Linked DNA regions of Homo sapiens: region 2 is linked to region 1. A link is a loop called in an ENCODE intact Hi-C map of the cell type or tissue named here. Cell type or tissue: GM12878. All regions are shown on one strand. Links, peaks and the distances in the headings refer to the core of each region. The heading gives the core; the rest is flanking DNA.

Evidence for each region. Hi-C counts contacts between places; a loop is a spot of excess contacts. Peaks named below come from ENCODE experiments on the same cell type or tissue, not always from the same donor. Only the 100,000 strongest peaks of a DNase experiment are listed, where the experiment ranks them.
Region 2: a loop joins it to region 1, with 7 times the contacts of the local background. A loop is called at or near these places in 73 of 110 quality-filtered maps.

Annotation. Positions count from the first base shown.
Region 1 is chr5:55,143,251-55,151,250 of GRCh38, forward strand. CDC20B (cell division cycle 20B) reads right to left here. Exons shown (of 12, transcript NM_001170402.1): 3 at 3,378-3,606; 4 at 263-393. Among named protein-coding and RNA genes, the nearest start is that of GPX8, 13 kb to the right of the region's middle. In GM12878, for the core only: a CTCF peak has its summit at 3,515 (motif pointing left); a DNase peak (open chromatin) is centred at 3,491.
Region 2 is chr5:54,939,691-54,950,402 of GRCh38, forward strand. No RefSeq gene overlaps it. Among named protein-coding and RNA genes, the nearest start is that of ESM1, 41 kb to the right of the region's middle. In GM12878, for the core only: a CTCF peak has its summit at 4,756 (motif pointing right); no DNase peak of the experiment used is centred there; H3K27me3 peaks cover 176 bases.

The sequences.
Region 1 (8,000 bases), core at 1-8,000:
TGTTTGTAAAGATAAAATAGTTATTCTCATTTTCACTTTTTTAATTAATCCCAACTCAACATTTTCTCATATATTTGGGGGATATCTTCTTTCTTTTACAAAGTGGCTCTATTCATATCCTTCAATTATTCATTTTTTATCAGGAATGCATCATTTTCTTATTGATTGGTAAGAGAACTAAGCAACTCTTCCCTTACATTTGCAACTAAGTTGTCTCAGCTTCTCTAGATGTGGGATCTTCAGTTTTTTTCTCTTTACCTACCTGCCCTTTTGAGGCAACACTTTCTTTCCAGTCTCTGTCCATTGCATGAGGTGCCTTGCAAAAATGGAGAGCAGAGTTACTTGTTTCAGAAATTCCTTTGCTGGGGGTCTTCAGTTGTTCTTTGCGGGATCCTACAAGAAAGACATTTATCTTTGAATTTGGTTTTTAAAACAAGATAATCACTTTGATTGTAGGTCTGGCTGTGGCATCTTTCACAGAAGGACAGAGTGAAAAAGCCCAGGCTCTCGTCACTCCAAAGTCCATTGCAGAGAGCAGGACAGAGTGAAAAAGCCCAGGCTCTCGTCGCTCCAAAGTCCATTGCAGAGAGCAGTACAGAATCCTATCCAGACTGCTGACTTCATAAGGTTGTCACTCAATGAGAAAGCTGTCTCAGTGGCCTCTAGAGCAGGGAAGAGGTGCCAAGATTAAAGACCTGACTTCATTTGCTGCAGCAGCAGTGTGAATGCTTTATCTCTGTATGGAAAAAAAAAAAAAAAAACCAGATTTGCACATTTGAAGAATGGATAGAAACAGTTCCATAGTTTTAAATGATAGTGGAAAGAGTATCTGGTTTGCCCGAGCTATGGTCATCCTGCAAGGAAAACATTATGGGATGCTTGCTTTGCCAGCATTGACATTCACTACATAATCATGAGCAAATCACTTTGCCTCTCTCCCCCTTTCTATTGCAGAAAGATGTTTTAAAGATAGTTTAAGATGGCATCAGTGAAATACTTTCTAAGTTAAAGTAATAGAAGGGTCAATGTTACTTGCATCAATATTATTCCTATCTACTCTCTTCTCAAGATTGAGAAAGCCCTTTACCAGACTTTCAACTGCCCTGGAAACCTGTCAAGTCATTCTCTAAAACTAAATATCTGCCATATCACTTGTTCATCACAGGAGCCAAGGGACCATTGGAAAATCTTAGCCTTTTGCCATGTGACAATCTCTTCTTCATTTGGACAACCATGAGCTTGATAAATTCTCACTAATGTTCCTAGAGCCTAGTACCTTAAGTACTGGGACATTCAAAATTTAAGCAATATATATTACATTTAGGGAGAAGAAGGATAAAAATATGAAATGCTGGTCAAAGTTTTAGATCTTGCTCTTTGTCCTGAGAAATTATGCATGCTTGCTTTCTTGTGCTATTTGTAAAAGTGTACAGGGGAGAAAAAGCCAGCTCTCAGAACTTCAAATGAGAAAGAAAAAGTTGCAGTCAGAGGCTAGTACTGACAATCATCACAGTTATATACAAAGAGGTCAGGTCCATCAGCCTAAGAAAGAAGGGACCTCTCAGGTTCTGTCCACAGAGCATGACTGAAAATGAACCTCTCTGTAAATGTCCCTTTGGAATGGGAGGATCTTCAGTATCTGCTCTTCTAAAACAAAAAGAAAGAAACCCCACTAGCAAAGCACTGAGAAACCAGTAGATCTGATTAATCCCTAGTATTAACTTCAGTAGAAAATAAAATGGTCTTTCTTGTAAAATCCTTTTTGTTAATATCTGATTTCTGAATTTCTCACACAATGTCATACTTTTTTAAAAAATCAATAAATTAATTAAGAACCTAGAAAGTAAAAGGGAGCCCCTAATTTTAGCCAGAAATTCTTCCAAAAACAATCAGCATCAAAACTGTCCCTCAATTGCAATGAGATACAAAAGATTTCTTTCAGAAGATAGTCATAACAATGTTTTTCACAACCCTTTATCTCCTACTGCTTCCCTCCTCGGTTATTAAATACTTTCAGTATTAAAGCCTGTCGTTACATGGGAATTTCATTGATTTGAAAAAAATCTGGGCTCCCTTTCAATCTGCAGAACTGCAATGCATCATCATGTCTGATGTCATTGAAAAGAGTTGGCACTTCTATTAACATTTGTCTTAATAAATACGCTGATAGTCAAAAGAATTATGTTGCCTAGGATTCTCAAAAGAAAGAATGGGAATTACATCAGCTGATGATAGGTGGCAAATTTTGCTTCTGAAGGATGGGAATGAAAATGTCTGTGCCCAAATGAGAATTACATATTTCAGAAAGAGAGTTTGTGTTTCGGGGCTCTGGCAGGTTGATCATGGATCCTGCCCATCACACTGGTGGTTTGGAGCCCACTCCCCCATCTCTGCCCCAACATAGGCATCAGACTGTCTCTCACTCTCCTTTCCTTCCCTCTTCTTCTTCCCTACTACTCTTGGAGGTTCTTCTTTCTTCTTTCTTCCTCCTCCTCCTCCTCTGTCTCCTCCTCTCTTCTCTCTTTCTCTTTGTCTCTCTCCCCCCATCCATCCCCTCATCCCTCTCTCTTGCTTCCTTCCTCTTACTTTCTCTTCCTCTCATTCTCTCCTGCTTCTGTCTTTTTCTTCCATTTCACATCTGATTATTCCATTACTAACGCATAATTTTTTCTGACTCTGTATACCAGTAACCTTACCAGTCATTAAAATTCTATACTTTGCAAAACAAAAGCACATATATATGTGTGTATGTGTACATATACATATATACATATACATTCATACAATCTTTACAAAAGTAATCATCTAACCAATGCAAGTCTCAAAAACATATTAAAATTAAGCTAAATTTTGCCTGAGGATGTAGGATGAGTCCCTACATCTCAAACTGCAACCTAACTTGGGATGTAAACTAACTGAAAGCCTAACTTAGCTGAGTCTCCGCCAATCACAGAAGCTGAGCTTCAGTCAATCACAGGCGGCCAACTAATCAGACCACGTGCAAATAAGGCGAACTGAGCTGTAGCCAATCAGGCCGGCTCCTACGCACTTCCAATTCCTATCCATAAATGCTGCCCGCCCCCACATGGAGTGGCTCTCTGGTTGCCCATTGGCCAACGGTTCTTTGCACAATTAACTTTGTAAAATTTAATTTGTCTAAAGTTTTGTTTTTGTTTTTGTTTTTAAACACATACAGTACCTTTCCTTTGTTTTTGTGTCATTTCTCCCCACCTTGGAAATTTCTTATTCAAAGGGAGAAAAAGAGAAAAGAGTTGACTCAAAGTGACACTCCTTAGTTCTACAAGACAAAGATTCTCTCAGGAATATATCTTTTATTCACGTTGCAAAACGGGGCTGTGGCGTTTGGGGCACCTCACCTAGAGTCAAGGTCTCTTTCTCAGGCGGTGTCTTCAGCACTGATCCGGAAGCTTCTGGGAGGTAGGTGGTTGACTGCTCTTCCCCAAAGGAATCAGAGGACAGAGCCCTAGTTTGACTTTGCTGCCACCTTGTGGTAATGGGGCTACTCGCAACAGGAACCTCTGCGGACAGCCTCTTCGCAAAGTTGCTCTTAAAGTCAGAATACGTAGCATTAACTGAATCGAGTACCTGTTTAACAACAAAAACAGCTGTAAGTCCACTGGCCTCAGTGATGCAAAAGTAAAAATTCCCTATAAGAGAATTACAAATGACTCATCTAGTACAACACCAATAAAATATATATAATGAGATTTTTTTAATTTTTGTAACCTAGATATTATTTTATATATTTGTATATATTTTTGTATATAGTTATACGTAAAATGTTATATTTTATAGTTACATATTATATAAACATAAATATGTTATGTTTTATATATTTATATATTATATAAACATAAATATGTTGTTTTATATATTTATATATTATATAAACATAAATATGTTGTTTTATATATTTATATATTATATAAACATAAATATGTTATGTTTTATATATTTATATATTATATAAACATAAATATGTTATGTTTTATATATTTATATATTATATAAACATAAATATGTTATGTTTTATATATTTATATATTATATAAACATAAGTATGTTGTTTTATATATTTATATATTATATAAACATAAGTATGTTATGTTTTATATATTTATATTTATATATAAAATATGTTATATTTTATATATTTTTATATTGATATTTATATACAAAAGTTATATTTTATGTTTATATTTATAAAACATGTTATTTTATATGTATTTATATATAAAAATGTTACGTATTTTTATATATTTATGTGTAAACTGTTACATTTTTATATGTATTTATGTGTAAAATGTTATTTTTTTATGTTTATATGTGAAATATATTATTTTATATGTAAAATAGATATATATTTCTTCTATCTAAAAAACACCAAAATGCCACTACTTACTTAGAGCCTCTGCTCAAGGGTCTGTAGGTATACCAATGTAGTTTAGGGAGTAATTACATTTATAAATATTACCATTACATATCAGTGTAAAATATGACATATGATATAACACTATGTACTGAACATGCAAGATGTTTGTATGAAATGATAAAATTTCAAATCTGGATATAAACAGCAATTTTCTAGTCCAAACCCTTCATTTCACAGATGGGGAAGCTGAGGCCTAGAGAAAGTAAGTGATTTGCTCAACATCTGTCCATCTTCTCTAAGAAACACCAGGAGTTTGATATTTATAGAGCCTGTAGTAGTGAACCATCCCATGTAGCCATGTGAAATTAAAATGCAAGTGACAAACTGGAATTATCTTTTAATAAAATGACAGACAATTTAGATTAAAATCCTAGTCATAAAGAGCTCTTATAGAAATTGACAAGTTTACCAACTCAACAGAAAAACTGGGCCATAGGACATTAAAAAGACAATTCATAAAAGAGATATATAAATGCCCAAAAGATATTTAATCTCACTAGCAATCAAAGAAATGCAAATTTAAAACAGCAATGAGATGTTAGCAATAATTTTTTTGTGACAATCCCTGGTGTTGAAGGTGCCAAAAACAAACACTGGCATACACTGCTGTGGAGGTTAAATTAGTATCTGGAAAGGACTTTTGGACAATGTGCGTCAAAAGCCTTCATATATGTGCATAACTTCTACTGACCCAGCAATATCACCTCTAAGAATTTAAAAAAGAAATCAGCCGGCCGTGGCGGCTCATGCTTGAAATCGTAGCTCTTTGTGAGGCTGAGGCAGGCAGATTGCTTGAGCCCAGGTGTTCGGGACCAGCCTGGGCAACAAGACAAAACCCTGTCTCTACAAAAAATACAAGAATGAGTTGAGCGTGGTGGTGTGTACTTGTAGTCCTAGCTACTTGATGGGGCTGAGGCAGGAGGATTGCTTGCTGCAGTGAGCCGCATTGGCGCTGCTGCACTCCAGCCTGGGCGACAAAGTGAGACCCTGTCTCAAAATAAAAACAAAAAAAGAAAAAAGAAATCTAAGATATGAGCCAAGATGGAGAAAACATCCAGCATTTATTGAGTAGTTACTATGTATGAAACCATATGTACAGGGTTTTACACGTTTGTATTTAATCCTAAGAAACATCTGTGAAGCAGATCTTATTTACGCCCATTTTATCAGTGAAGAAACTGAGGCTTAGAGGTCAAGTGAATTGTCCAAGACTACACAGTAAGTGGCGATGCCACACCTGAGGCTCACCTGTCTGACCCCAGAGTCCAGGCTCTCAACTGAGAACATGAGGGTGTGTACTGCATTTTACATGTTTGTAAGTACAAAAAGATGTGAGACAGAGACTAAGTGTTTACCAGTGGAGAACTGACTAGGCAAACTAACAGGACATCTCTAAGAGGGACTGCTCTGCTGCCATCAGAAATGACATACATTAGGGAAATGTAAACTAAACCACACCAAAGCACCACTTCACACCCACGAGGATGGCTAGAATTTTTTTAATGGAAACTAATAAGCATTGGTAAGGATGCGAAGAAACTGGAATCTTTGTACATTGCAAGTGTACAGAATGTGAAAGGATGCAGTCATTGTGGAAGATTAGTTTGGTGATACCTCAAAAAGATAAACCTAGAATTACCACATGACCAAGCAAGTCCACTCATAGGTATATGTACTCAAACTCAAATTCATGTGCACATATGTTCATAGTAGCACTAATCACAATAAGAAGGTGCAGACAACCCAAACACTCATCAACAGATGAATGCATAAACAAATCATGGGACGTATCTACATATGCAAGTGATCTACATATCACTCCCAAGAGGAATGAGTTGCTGATACATGTCATAATCTGCATAAGCCTTGAAAGCATTATGCTAAGTGAAAGAAGCCAGACAGGAAAGGTCACATATTGTGTGATTCCATCTATATGAAATAGTCAGCACAGGAAAATCCATAGGCGGAGAACACAGATTGGTCATTGTCAGGGATTAGGGGAGGAGGAAATGGGGAGCAACTGCTTAATGGGTATGGAGTTTTCTTTTGAGGTGATGAAAACATTTTGGAACAAGAGAGAAGTGGTGGTTCCAGAACATTGGAAATACACTAAAGACCACTGAATTGGTGACTTAAAAGGTTATTTTTGGCCAGGTGCAGTGGCTCACACCTGTAATCCCAACACTTTGGGAGACTGAGGTGAGTTAATCACCTGAGGTCAGGAGTTCAAGACCAGCCTGACCAATATGATGAAACCCCATCTCTACTAAAAATACAAAAATTAGCCAGCCGTGGTGGCATGTGCCTGTAATCCCAGCTACTTGGGAGGCTGACAAGAGAATCGCTTGAACCCAGGAGGCAGAGGTTGCAGTGAGCCGAGATCGCACCATTGCACTCCAGCCTGGGCAACAAGAGTGAAACCCCGTCTCAAAAAAATAAATAAAAAATTAAAAAATAAAGGTTTTTTTAAATATGTGCATTTCACTTCAATAAAAGAAATCTTTTTAAAAATGGTAACATAGGATAATAGTGAATAAAACATGCAAATGCTTACAATATATTGCTAGCTGTAAAACAGGGACTATAAAAGAGTATTCCAATACAGTCCTACTTCCTAGCTCTAAATGAAAGATAGGAAGGGAATATGCTAGAATGTTGAAGCAGTAAGCATTGGTTCAGTTTGGGTTTTTTACTAAGCGTGTGTGAGGGTGCTGGCCCACCCTGCCTGCAGCCCCCAGGGGGCGAGGCCGGCTCTCTCTCCACTGCTGCTCTGTGCTCTCCCCACCAGCTGACCAAAGAGAACTTCTTTCGCAGAAGACAGGAGCCAAGAGGCTGAGGCCACAGCTGTTGTAAAGTGTTGTTGGGGGTCAGTTTTTCTGTCTTGTAGTTCTTGGTTTTTGAGTAGGAATGGGAAGGATGAAAAGAGGCTGTACATGTCAATCAGGCATCTCAATCTCAGAAACCTTGACTAGGGGGCAGCAGGTAAGGTGATGAGTAATGCCAGCCTGGATGAGAAGCATGGCCCACTCTGGCCTTCTTTTTTGTTTTGCTTTGTTATTTTGAGGCAGTCTCACTCTGTCACCTAGGCTGGAGTGCAGCGGCACAATCATGGCTCACCGCAGTCTCGACCTCCCAGAGCTCAAGCGATCCTCCTGCCTCAAGCTCACCAGTAGCTGGGACTACAGGTGTGCACCACCACACCTGGCTAATTTTTGTGTTTTTTGGAGAGACGGGGTTTCACCATGTTGCCCAGGCTGGTCTTTAACTCCTGGGCTCAAGCAATACTCCCACCTAAGCCCCCAAAAGTGCTAGGATTACAAGTATGAGGCCCCTCACAGGGCCACTCGAACTTTCATTTCCCCACTTTTTTATTTCTCTCCGCTAAGAAAAAAACCGCAGTACCAGCTCAGAGGCTTTGGGGTCTCAGCCCCAGAAACTGAGGGAATCTCTCAAACTTTAATGCTTGTGTTTTAGCCACAGCAAGAACACATTGAGACACATCGTCTCATTTCATAAAAGATATTAGAAATTTAGACTTTTCATATGA
Region 2 (10,712 bases), core at 1,607-9,606, 200 kb before region 1:
ACTATTAAAATAGGAAGCAGAGCCAGGGTTAGAACAGTTTTCCTGGTGCTTGGTGCAAGTCTCTTTCCGCTGTGATACCAGAAACAGAGCCAGCAGGGACTATAAGCAACAATTCTATCTTTCTGTCAAGGACTACATAGGCTCAGGGGATGGTGGGATCTTTTCTGTGCATCATTCCCTGACCCTTGACACCACTCCTGCTACTTAGTGTCTGTAACTCAACACTTCTTTTACATAAGTGTCATACTCCTGTTGCAAGGGATGCTGGCTGGGGGAGTCATTTTCAGCTGCATCTGAGTAGAAACTGAGACCCAAAGAATATGGAGGAAAGGAAGGCTGAGGAGGCTTTGCCTCCCAGGTATCTACTCCCAGGAAATGTATTATACTGTATTCAGATAGAGACAAAAATCAAACATAATGTTAAAGATCAAAGAAAATAGACTACAATTTTTACTTCCCTGGCAAAGGTGAAATGATCAATTTTATTTACATTGATCAAAGTCACGTTCCCTGAACTTGAACACCCAAGAGAATATAAAAAGGAGGTAGTCCCTTAACAAGAGGCCTCTCAATCTTAGCTGAACATTAGAATCATCTGGCAGCTTTTTAAATTTTTATTTATCTCATTTTATTTGATTGATTGATTGATTGATTTTGAGACAGGGTCTCACTGTGTCACCCAGACTAGAGTGCAGTGGGGCAATCTTGGCTCACTGCCACCTCTACCTCCCGGGCTCAAGCAATCCTCCCACCTCAGCCTCCCAAGTAGCTGGGACTATAGGCACACGCCACCACGCCTGGCTAATTTTTGTATTTTTTGTGGAGACAGGATTTCACCATGTTGTCCAGGATGCTCTGGGCTCAAGCAATCCACCCATCTTGGCCTCCCAAAGTGCTGGGATTATAGGCATGAGCCACTGCACCAGGCGGCAGCTTTTTACATACCAGTTCACTGTCTCCACCCCAGACCTACTATATCTAAATCACTGGGGTTGGAGCTCTGGCGTTGGTATTTTGTAAGCGCCCCAGATGACTCTAATGTGTAGCCTAATATTCTAATATTAGGACTATAAAATTGAGAAATAATTTGACAGATCTAACACTGCCATTTAACATAAAAGAGTATTTTGGATTGGTGTTAGTTTCCTACCACTGCTATAAAAATTATCATGAACTTAGAGGTTTAAAATAACACAAGTTTATTATCTTATAGTTCTGATGTCAGAAGTCCAAAATGGGTCTTACCAGGCTAAAATCAGGGTGTGGTAATGCTGTCTTCCTTCTGGAGGCTCTAGGGAAGAATGGTGTACCTTTTCCAGCTTCTAGAGGCCACCTGACTTGGGCTCGTGATCCCTTTCTCCATCTTCAAAGCTGGCAGCATAACATCTTCAAATCTCTTTCTCTGCTTCCATTGTCCTATTTCTTCTGTGATTCTTATAAAGATCCTTATGATTACACTGGGCCCATCCAGGTAATCTAGGACGATCTCAAGGTCCTTAATTTAATCACATCTGCAAAGTCCCCTTTGTCATGTAAAGTAGCATATTCACAGCTTCCGGGATTAGGATGTGGACATTTGGGGAACCTATTATTCTTCCTACCACAGGATCTTTTAAGAACTGGAGAAATAGCAGTAAGGACAAACAGAGATCACTTTTGGCTGCATAAATGGGTAGATTTTTAAGAACTGCCTAGAACTCAAAAATGAGGCTTCCAGAGTTTTATCCCACCACCTCAAAAAAAAGCAGATTTCAGGTAAGAATTCTGGTTAACTTTCCCTGCTACCCTCTGTTTCCCTTCTCCAAACCCCCCACCCCAACCCCATTCCCAATAAAATGCAGCTACCTAACAAAGGCCATAATGCTTTCTATAGTAAGTAAATTCTGGGGAAAATTAGAAATATGGTTTTCCAATTTTTGTCAAAAAAAATCATTTATAATTTTTTAAAGAGGGGAAAAGGCCTTAAATATGTTGAAGCACTGCCACTCATTTCTTTTCTTAGTTGGGACATGCATATACCCGTAGGCACACATTCACAAGGCTGACATTGCCCTCTAATTGGAAATCCTCTTAAAGAAGGAAAGAGAAACTTGTTGATCTCCCTTTCATTATCCTTGGGAATAAAATCCTGCAAACAGACAGGTGTCATGATGCAGAAACCTTTTCAGAAATTCCCCAGGATGAATATCCCATTTTCTCTACCATTTCTTTCTTTTTTTTTTTTTTTTTTTTTTTGAGATGGAGTTTTACTCTTGTTGCCCAGGCTGGAGTGCAGTGGCGTGATCTTGGCTCACTGCAACCTTTGCCTCCTGGGTTCAAGCGATTCTCCTGCCTCAGCCTCCTGAGTAGCTGGGATTACAGGCATGTGCCACCACACCTGGCTAATTTTTGTATTTTTTTAGTGGAGACAGGTTTCACTATGTTGGCCAGGCTGGTCTTGAACTCCTGACCTCAGATGATCCGCCCGCCTCAGCCTGCCAAAGTGCTGGGATTGGAGGCGTGAGCCAGAGCACCCGGTCCTTCCTCTACCATTTCTAATCACCCTATGGATGGGGGATTCTCTTCCTCCTAAGGTCCCACCTCCTGCTGCTTGCAATTGCAAAGGAGATACTTTGATAGATTACAAATTGTTTTCAGTAGCTGACCTAGACATAACATCACCACTTCCTGATTATATTGATATGTGTTTCTATTATTTGCTTATTTGCGCCTCCAGAAACAATTCTTTTTTGTTGTTTTACTATAAACAGCATTGCAAGGTCTCTGTATTAAATCATAATTATTTACCCATGCAGTTCATGCACCTTTGTCCCTGGGGAATCTGGTGACGTGAATTTACAGGAACGTCAGGGTATTTCTCACCAACAGTTTCCTGTTATTGATATGCTTTTGTTTAGTTGTGATCTTTTTTTTAAGCATTCAGTTTCTCAAGGGAAAAATAAACAGGCATGTGACAATTATCACAGTCATGGGATCTCATCTGGGGACCTCACGTATGTGTTTTCATCAGGGACTGGCCCCTCTGGCAAGGCCAAACACTGTGAAATTGTATAAGCAGACAATTGGTTATCATTCATTCGTTCTCTCAGTTTTCCCACATGCTTCAGATAGCTATCTTAGTAAATAAATACACATTATACTTTGTAGAAGAAATTCCACAGTCTCAAAAGAGACTGTAGTAAAATAGAAAAAAAATTATAAGAGATGGATCGATAAGAAATCATTGATTTTTCTAAGCTCTGAAGTACAGAAATCCAAGGTTGGACTTTTCAATTATGAAGTAATTATGTTAGTTAACACTGTCATGAGCCTAAGTGTTCTTGCCAACTAACGTAGAAAATTGTAGTACTTAATTACTGAATTGAGACTTCACAACACTTGGAAAGATATTAAATGTACCTAAGTTTTCCGTCTCTCTTTATTATTACTCAAATATACATTCATCATGATTTTCAATGTCTACTTTTAATTGAGAAATGAGAATCCTTATCCTCAAAAACATTCCAGAAAGTGTAGTGGTTTTTCTAAATCCTGTCTTCTATATCAATATGCTATAAAACGTGAGCTGAAAACTGACATTAGCAAACAACTTTCTAAAACTATGCTGTCCTGGGTGGTAGCCACCAGCCACATGTGGCTATTTAAATTCAAATTAATTTGATTAATTTGCTAGAGGCCATGATATGGGACAGCACAGATCACTGAACATCTTCATCATTACACAAAGTTCTATTGGGCAGCCCTGTTCTAAGAAGCAGACTCAACATGCAATAAGTAGAAAGCTAATACCTTTTGAAGTACATTTACTGGCGGAAATTGCAGCTAAACTTTTCTTATGTTTGAAAATTGTTTACTTTCAATAAGGTGGCCCCCTTAAACCTAACACCTCCTCTCCTCAGGTTTTATTCCCTTCAGAAGTGTATAAAGTATGTAGAGCTGGTAAGCCTGGAAAATGAATCAAGAATATAAAAAGGTATTGTGAAGCAACAGTATATCCTGCAGGAATAGTGCTCATCGTGGCTGACTGACAATTTGCCTGATGCAAATTGTCAAATGTATTTGTCATAATGTCATTCTTCCTCCCTCCTTTAAAATGTCAAACAAGCACAGGTTTAGGTGAATATTATAGCATGTAAATATAGAAGTCAGTTGTCTGAAAATTCCCTTTATGATATGTTTACCCTTGGCATCAAACCCCGTCCTTCTACAGTCTCTCAAATTTTATCACCTTCATTCCCACTCCCAGACTTACCTCTAGCCTGGTGACTCCTTAAATACACTAAAGAGAAAACAGAAAAATTCTCCAGTTCAAATTTTGAGTCCTGGATCTGCCACTTACCTTGAGTCATATGACCTTGGGGAAGCTACTTCACCTTTCTGAGCAACAGCTTCTCACTCCTACAACATGTACGGTGCTGCTAAGAATACCTACTCTACAAGGCCTTGCTTGTGAAGGCCTAATGGGGTGATAGGTGTGACAGCGCCAAGTGAGTCACAGAGCACAACACAAATGCAAGTGGCTATTATCGCTAGTTCAGTTACTTTTCTTTGTTGACCATGAGGTTCTGAGAGCCACAGCACCTGGGAGTCCCATAAAAGGACAAATTGAATCACTGATTTTCTCAATGTATGGAAAGCCCAAGGAAAACTGGACTCGTCAACTCATCATCAACCGTAGGATGCAATTTTCAGCTTAGAGATGTATAAAGTAATACTGAACATCAACAAATGCTTGATCGAGACCATACAAATCTTGGCCAGTAGGGGTCTCTGAACATTGCACACTGAAGCTCTTTATTAAAACTAATGTAATCTAATTACTTAAATCATCTAATCTGGGTATTTTGTTCAAAAGTCTGTGCACCTGAGTTGAAATGTTCTGTTTCAGCTGGGCACGGGGGCTCATGCCTGTAATCCTGACAGTCTGAGAGGATGAGGCAGGCGAATTGCTTGAGCTCAACATGGTGAGCGTGGTGGGTATGGTGGCATGCACCTGTGGTGCCAGCTACTCAGGAGGCTGAGGCAGGAGGATCGCTCGAACTAGGAGGAAAAATGTTCTGTTTCAGTCCTTCATAGCATCATGACTTTTTGCCGCCCTTTAAATTAATTAAATTTTTTTTCATCTTTTCTTCTCTACTAGCTCTTTAGTTATATATTTTGAAATGTTTTAGTAGTTATCCTAGAGATTTGAATATGATTCTTACTTATTTCGGTTTACTCTAAATTGCTGCCTTTATGGCTTAAGAATTTTATAAAAATTTATAGCTTTTTCTTCCTTTTTGCTACTGTTTTTATATTTTGTACCTCTTTTATATTATAAATGCTATAAGGTATTATTATTTTTGCTATTTCAAACAGCCATTATTTCATTGTTCTGGCTTTATTGAGGAATAATTGACATAAATTGTCTATTTTTTTAAAAAACTCTGTTAAATAAGTAGTAATATAAATAAATGTAAACATAACAGGATAAATAAAATCACAGTGTAGCAAGAAAGAACAGAGGGAACATTTATCCAAATAGAGCATTTCTCATTTATAGACATTCGTTCTGTTTTTCCACTCAAGCTTCACTAAAATATTCTTTTCCAAGCAAAAAGAAAAATAACTTTCTTCTGTTCCTTTTGTACTAGTCACCTCAGATTTGGTTCTAGGAAAAGGATCTCCCTGTTGATGAAAGAATGATTTATTTTCCAGTTCGTGAAATGAAACTCTTGCCAGGACTCTACCAGCAAGGCAGTTCACACAGCAAAATCTCTGACCAGGCTTCCAGCAAGCCCCTGTTGCTCCCTCCCACTGTTGGGAGATTTACATGGTCAGGCTGAAGTTCACAGAGCCAAGTTCTTAGACACCTGAACAGGGCACTGCTCTACAGTTCCTTTTTTCCAGCGTGAAATTTATTTCTTGGAGGTAATTACCTTAACTATTCCTCAATTTCTTCATCTGCACATTGTCTGTCTCAAAAGGGATATAGTGAAGACTGCATACATTGTCCCATTTAGAGTGCCAGCATGGTGCTTGGCATGTGGTAGAGGTACAATAAATATAAATGACTTTCTTCTCCTTCTTGCATTTGCATAGTCAATTCAATTTAATAAGCCTTGATTGAATGTGCAAGATCCAGCTAGCACGAGGAGGGGAGAAATGATAAACACAATGGTCTTTACTCTTGAGCCATTTACACTCTAACAGGGAGAAAAAACAAGCACACAACTATCACTTGAAGCAGAATGTGACAAGAGCCTAAGAGGGTAACAAGCAAACCTGTATGGAAGCACAGAGGAAGGAGAAAGTGTTTCAGGCTGGGGAGTTTCTGATGGTTTCATGCAGTGGGGGGCATCAGCCCTATCTTTTAAAGAGTCCTTAGATATCTGTGGTGCAGATGGGGAAGAAGGGCTTGAAACAGTGGATGAACAGAAGGAGTAAAACCATGGGAGGCAAAGTAAAGGGTTTTAGGAAATGGAGGTGGGGGTAGACCTGGAAGTTTGAAAAGGGCTATGTATGAGGAGAGGTGCCAGAGGTTGGGCTGGAAGAGAAGAGCATGGACAAGATTGAAACAGCATTGAATGTTGTGCACACTTTAGACCTTATATCCAGAGCCAGGGCCTCTCGGCCTTTTCCTTGTCATGGCACACATAGAAAATAACCATGTCTGTATAGTACACTGGGGTGAATGGATGAGCTTGCCTTTGGCTGCACCATAGCTTGGAGCTGCCCCAAATGCCGAGGGGATCAATATCTCAGCACATCTGTAACCAATTTGTGGCATGCCTGGATCCCATGGCACACAGGGCAGAGGAGTAGAATCTCTGCTCGAAGCAATGGGGCCAAGGGAGGCTTTTTGAACAGAGATGTTACAATACCAGAACTTCCTACTAAATTGTCAACATTCCAAACCATGGGTATATACGTCATGGCTGAAGTCCAGAAAGTAATGGATATCTACAGGGAAAAAGATATCAGTGTGCATTGGACTTCTGTTTGGCCTTCTATTTGCAAAGTGAATTGTTTAAATAAGGGTGCCTGACAATAATATCTTAATACATAGAAACACAATTTATCTCTAGCTTCCTGGTAGGAAATGCACAACTTGTAAAATCAAAACATATTTATATCTGAATGGCCTAAATCAAATTATCACTCTTCCAGAATAAGAAAGTTACAGAAATAAACTTGGTAATAATTTTTCCTAACTGCAAAATCTTTGCTTAAGTTTCGTGTTTTGGCAGAAACATATATTCTCAATTTTTCTGACACTTCTCTTTAGAGAAATTTTAAATATATACACAAAACTGAAATTTATGAAGGAAAAAGCCTTGTATCAAGCCTGAAAGAAACATCCAAGTTTTGCTTTTCAAACCACTTAGGGGTTGAGGGACTCTGTGCTTAGCCAGGCTGTTCTAACCTTTTCCAAAATCCCTATGACTTTTCAGTCATTTTGCCTTTCTTTATGTTAACCTCCATTGGTGCTTTACAGAAAGACCTGTCATGCATGAATCTAATGAGTAGGAGATAGAAAACAGAGGTGGACTCTAAAATAAAGCAGACAGTGATATTTTTTGTCTCTATGCCATCTTTAATGAAGATGATGAAAACTAAGTTAAAATATTTAATACAGAAAAAATTAAAAATAGATATGATAATTTCTCTCTTGGATTCTCTCTCTCTCCTCTCTCTTATTCTCTCTCTCTCCTCTCTCTCATTTTCTCTCTCTCTATCTCTCTCTCTCTCCCCTGCCCTCTTATTTTAGTGGATGGAGTTTCAATTCCTACTTAGATAATGCCATCTTTCATTGTTTTATCTCAGAAGTTGAAGATATTTTTAAATAGGCCTGAACTGCTAGAAAAAAGAATTAAATATGAGTTGTCAAGTTATTACAACAAAACTACTAGACGTACTTGATATAAATACAAAGACATGCTTGAGGAATGGGCAAAGATTTCATAACAAAGATGCCCAAAGCAATTGCAACAGAAGCACGAATTGACAAATGGGATCTGATTAAACTTAAGAGCTTCTGCACAGCAAAGTAAACTATCAACAGAGTAAACAGACAACCTACAGAATGGGAGAAAAATTTTGCAAACTATGCATCTGACAAAGCTCAATATCTGGCATCTATAAGGAACTTAAACAAATTTGCAAGAAAAAAAGACCCCCTTAAAAGTAGGCAAAGGACATGAACAGACACTTTTCTAAAGAAGATATACATGTGGCAAAAAAGCATATGAAAAAAAAGCTTAAGATCAATCATTAGAGAAATGCAAATCAAAACCACAATGAGATGCCATCTCACACCAGTTAGAATGGCTATTACTAGAAAGTCCAAAAATAACAGATGCTGGCAAGGTTGAGGAGAAAAGTGAACACTTATACACTGTTGGTGGGAGTGTAAATTAGTTCAATCATTGTGGAAAGCAATATAGCAATTCCTCAAAGAGCTAAATACAGAAATAGCATTTGACCCGGCAATCCCATTACTGGGTATATACCCAGAGGAATATAAATCATTCTATCATAATGACACATGTGTATGTTCACTGCAGCACTATTCACAATAGCAAATACATGGAATCAAACTAAATGCCCATCAATGGTAGACTGGATAATGAAAATGTGGTTCATATACACCATGGAATAGTATGCAGCCATAAAAAAGAAAGAGATCGTGTCATTTGCAGGAACATGGATGGAGGTGGAGGCTACCATCCTTAGCAAACTGATGCAGAAACAGAAAACCAATTCACTTATACGTGGGAACTAAATGATAAGAACTTATGAACACAAAGAAGGACACAACAGACGCTAGGGCCTACTTGAGGGTGGAGGGTGAGAGGAAGGAAAGGAACAGAAAAGATAACTATCCAATATTAGATTTAGTACCTGGGTGATGAAATAATCCGTCAACAAACCACCATTATATGAGTTTACCTACATAACAAACCTGCACATGTACCCCGGAAACTAAAATAAAAGTTAAAAAAAATAAAAATAACAAGAATTTAAAAGTTGAACTCAAAAGAAAGATCTGCTTGGATGTATATATGTAAATATATGTCTATATAAATGTACATAATAATGGTGTGCTGGATGCAGCTTCTACTGGCTCAAGAAGGCCAAGGTATGTGTCTCTTCCCAGCCCTAAGTCCAGTGGCATACAGGTAGCTGTAATCATCCATGGTAGAATATTTATACCATAGAAATCATCATACAAAACTAGTTGGGGATTTTTCCCCCTGAGAACTGGTTGTTAGACATTTACCAGCACGCACTGAGTGTATATGCACATATGTACACCAGAGAATCTAGGTATGTGTGTGTGTGTGTGTGTGTGTGTATATATATTCATATTCATATATGTATATATACAGATATATGTTTTGATGGCTAAGTAGAGTGAGAACAGATGAAGACTATGAGACTTCATCATCAAGGAAACAATGTGAGCAGTGACAAGGAGAGTGCTGATGTCCAGTGTGTACTTTAGGAACACAGAATCATGTGTTGCAGCCAGGGTGAAAAGTGTGTGAGGAAGAGAGTAGGAGGTAGGTCTGGAAAGACTTCTAGGGGACTGAATGTAAAAGATTTTAAGCTTCACTAAGAATACTGCAAGTACTGGTGGTTCATTAGAGACTTTAGCAGCAGAAATAGCATAATCTGTTGTGCATTTTGTAAAAATGAAGAAGAAATGGAAAGGCTAGAGATGGGAAGCAGTAAAGCCAGTTGGGAAGTGATTTCCATTGTCTGTAACAGAAATGAGAGAATTGAACCATGGCAGTAGCAGCAGGGAAGAAGAAAGGTTGAAAGTTGAGAGTGATTTTAGACTTAGAATCAACAAGATTTGATAATTATTTGATGTGTTGAGGGAGAAAGAGAAGTAAGAAAAAAAGGGATGGAGAATGTGAGAGATGCCTGGCTTGGGAAGTGAGATCAAAAAATTAGATCAGAGCCTGGCACGGTGGCTCACACCTGTAATCCCAGCACTTGGGAGGCCGAGGTGAGTGGATCATTTGAGGTCAGGAGTTCGAGACCAGCCTGGCCAACATGGTGAAACTCTGCCTCTACTAAAAATTAGCCAGGGGTGGTGGCAGGTGCCTGTCGTCCCAGCTACTTGGGAGGCTGAGGCAGGAGAATCACTTGAACCCAGGAGGCGGAGGTTGCAGAGAGCCAAGATCATGCCACTGGACTCCAGCCTGGGTGACCGAGCAAGACTCCATCTCAAAAAAAAAAAAAATTCAGCTTGGATATAAATAATGACTGATATGGATTGCGGTATTTAAACATCCACCCTAGATCACACAATTGTGTAACTCTATTTTCAACACTATATCAGTTAAAAGCAACACCTAAAGTCCATGTACAGAAAGATCTCAAGTAGGAGTTATTCCTCAATTGACAACCTGAAGGGCCGGACAATTGAGTGTTTCCTGTGTGAGGGTTTTGTCAGATGAATGAAGCAAAAAGCCAGAGGTCCAAACAAATTTGAGAAATTGGCAAGAGCTGTTTTGTTTTGTTTTGATGTGATTTTCAAAATTGATGTACCATGAAATCCCAGATGAATAAGGAAGGAAGTGGAGATGTGAAGAGGCCAGTGGATTGGAAACTGAAGGTCCCGATATGGCTTAAGAGTATTCATGATGTGATTAATTGGGCAGATTGAAAGGAGGACAGACTGTAGTCAGACAGCAAATTATCTGAATTTGTGATTTGGA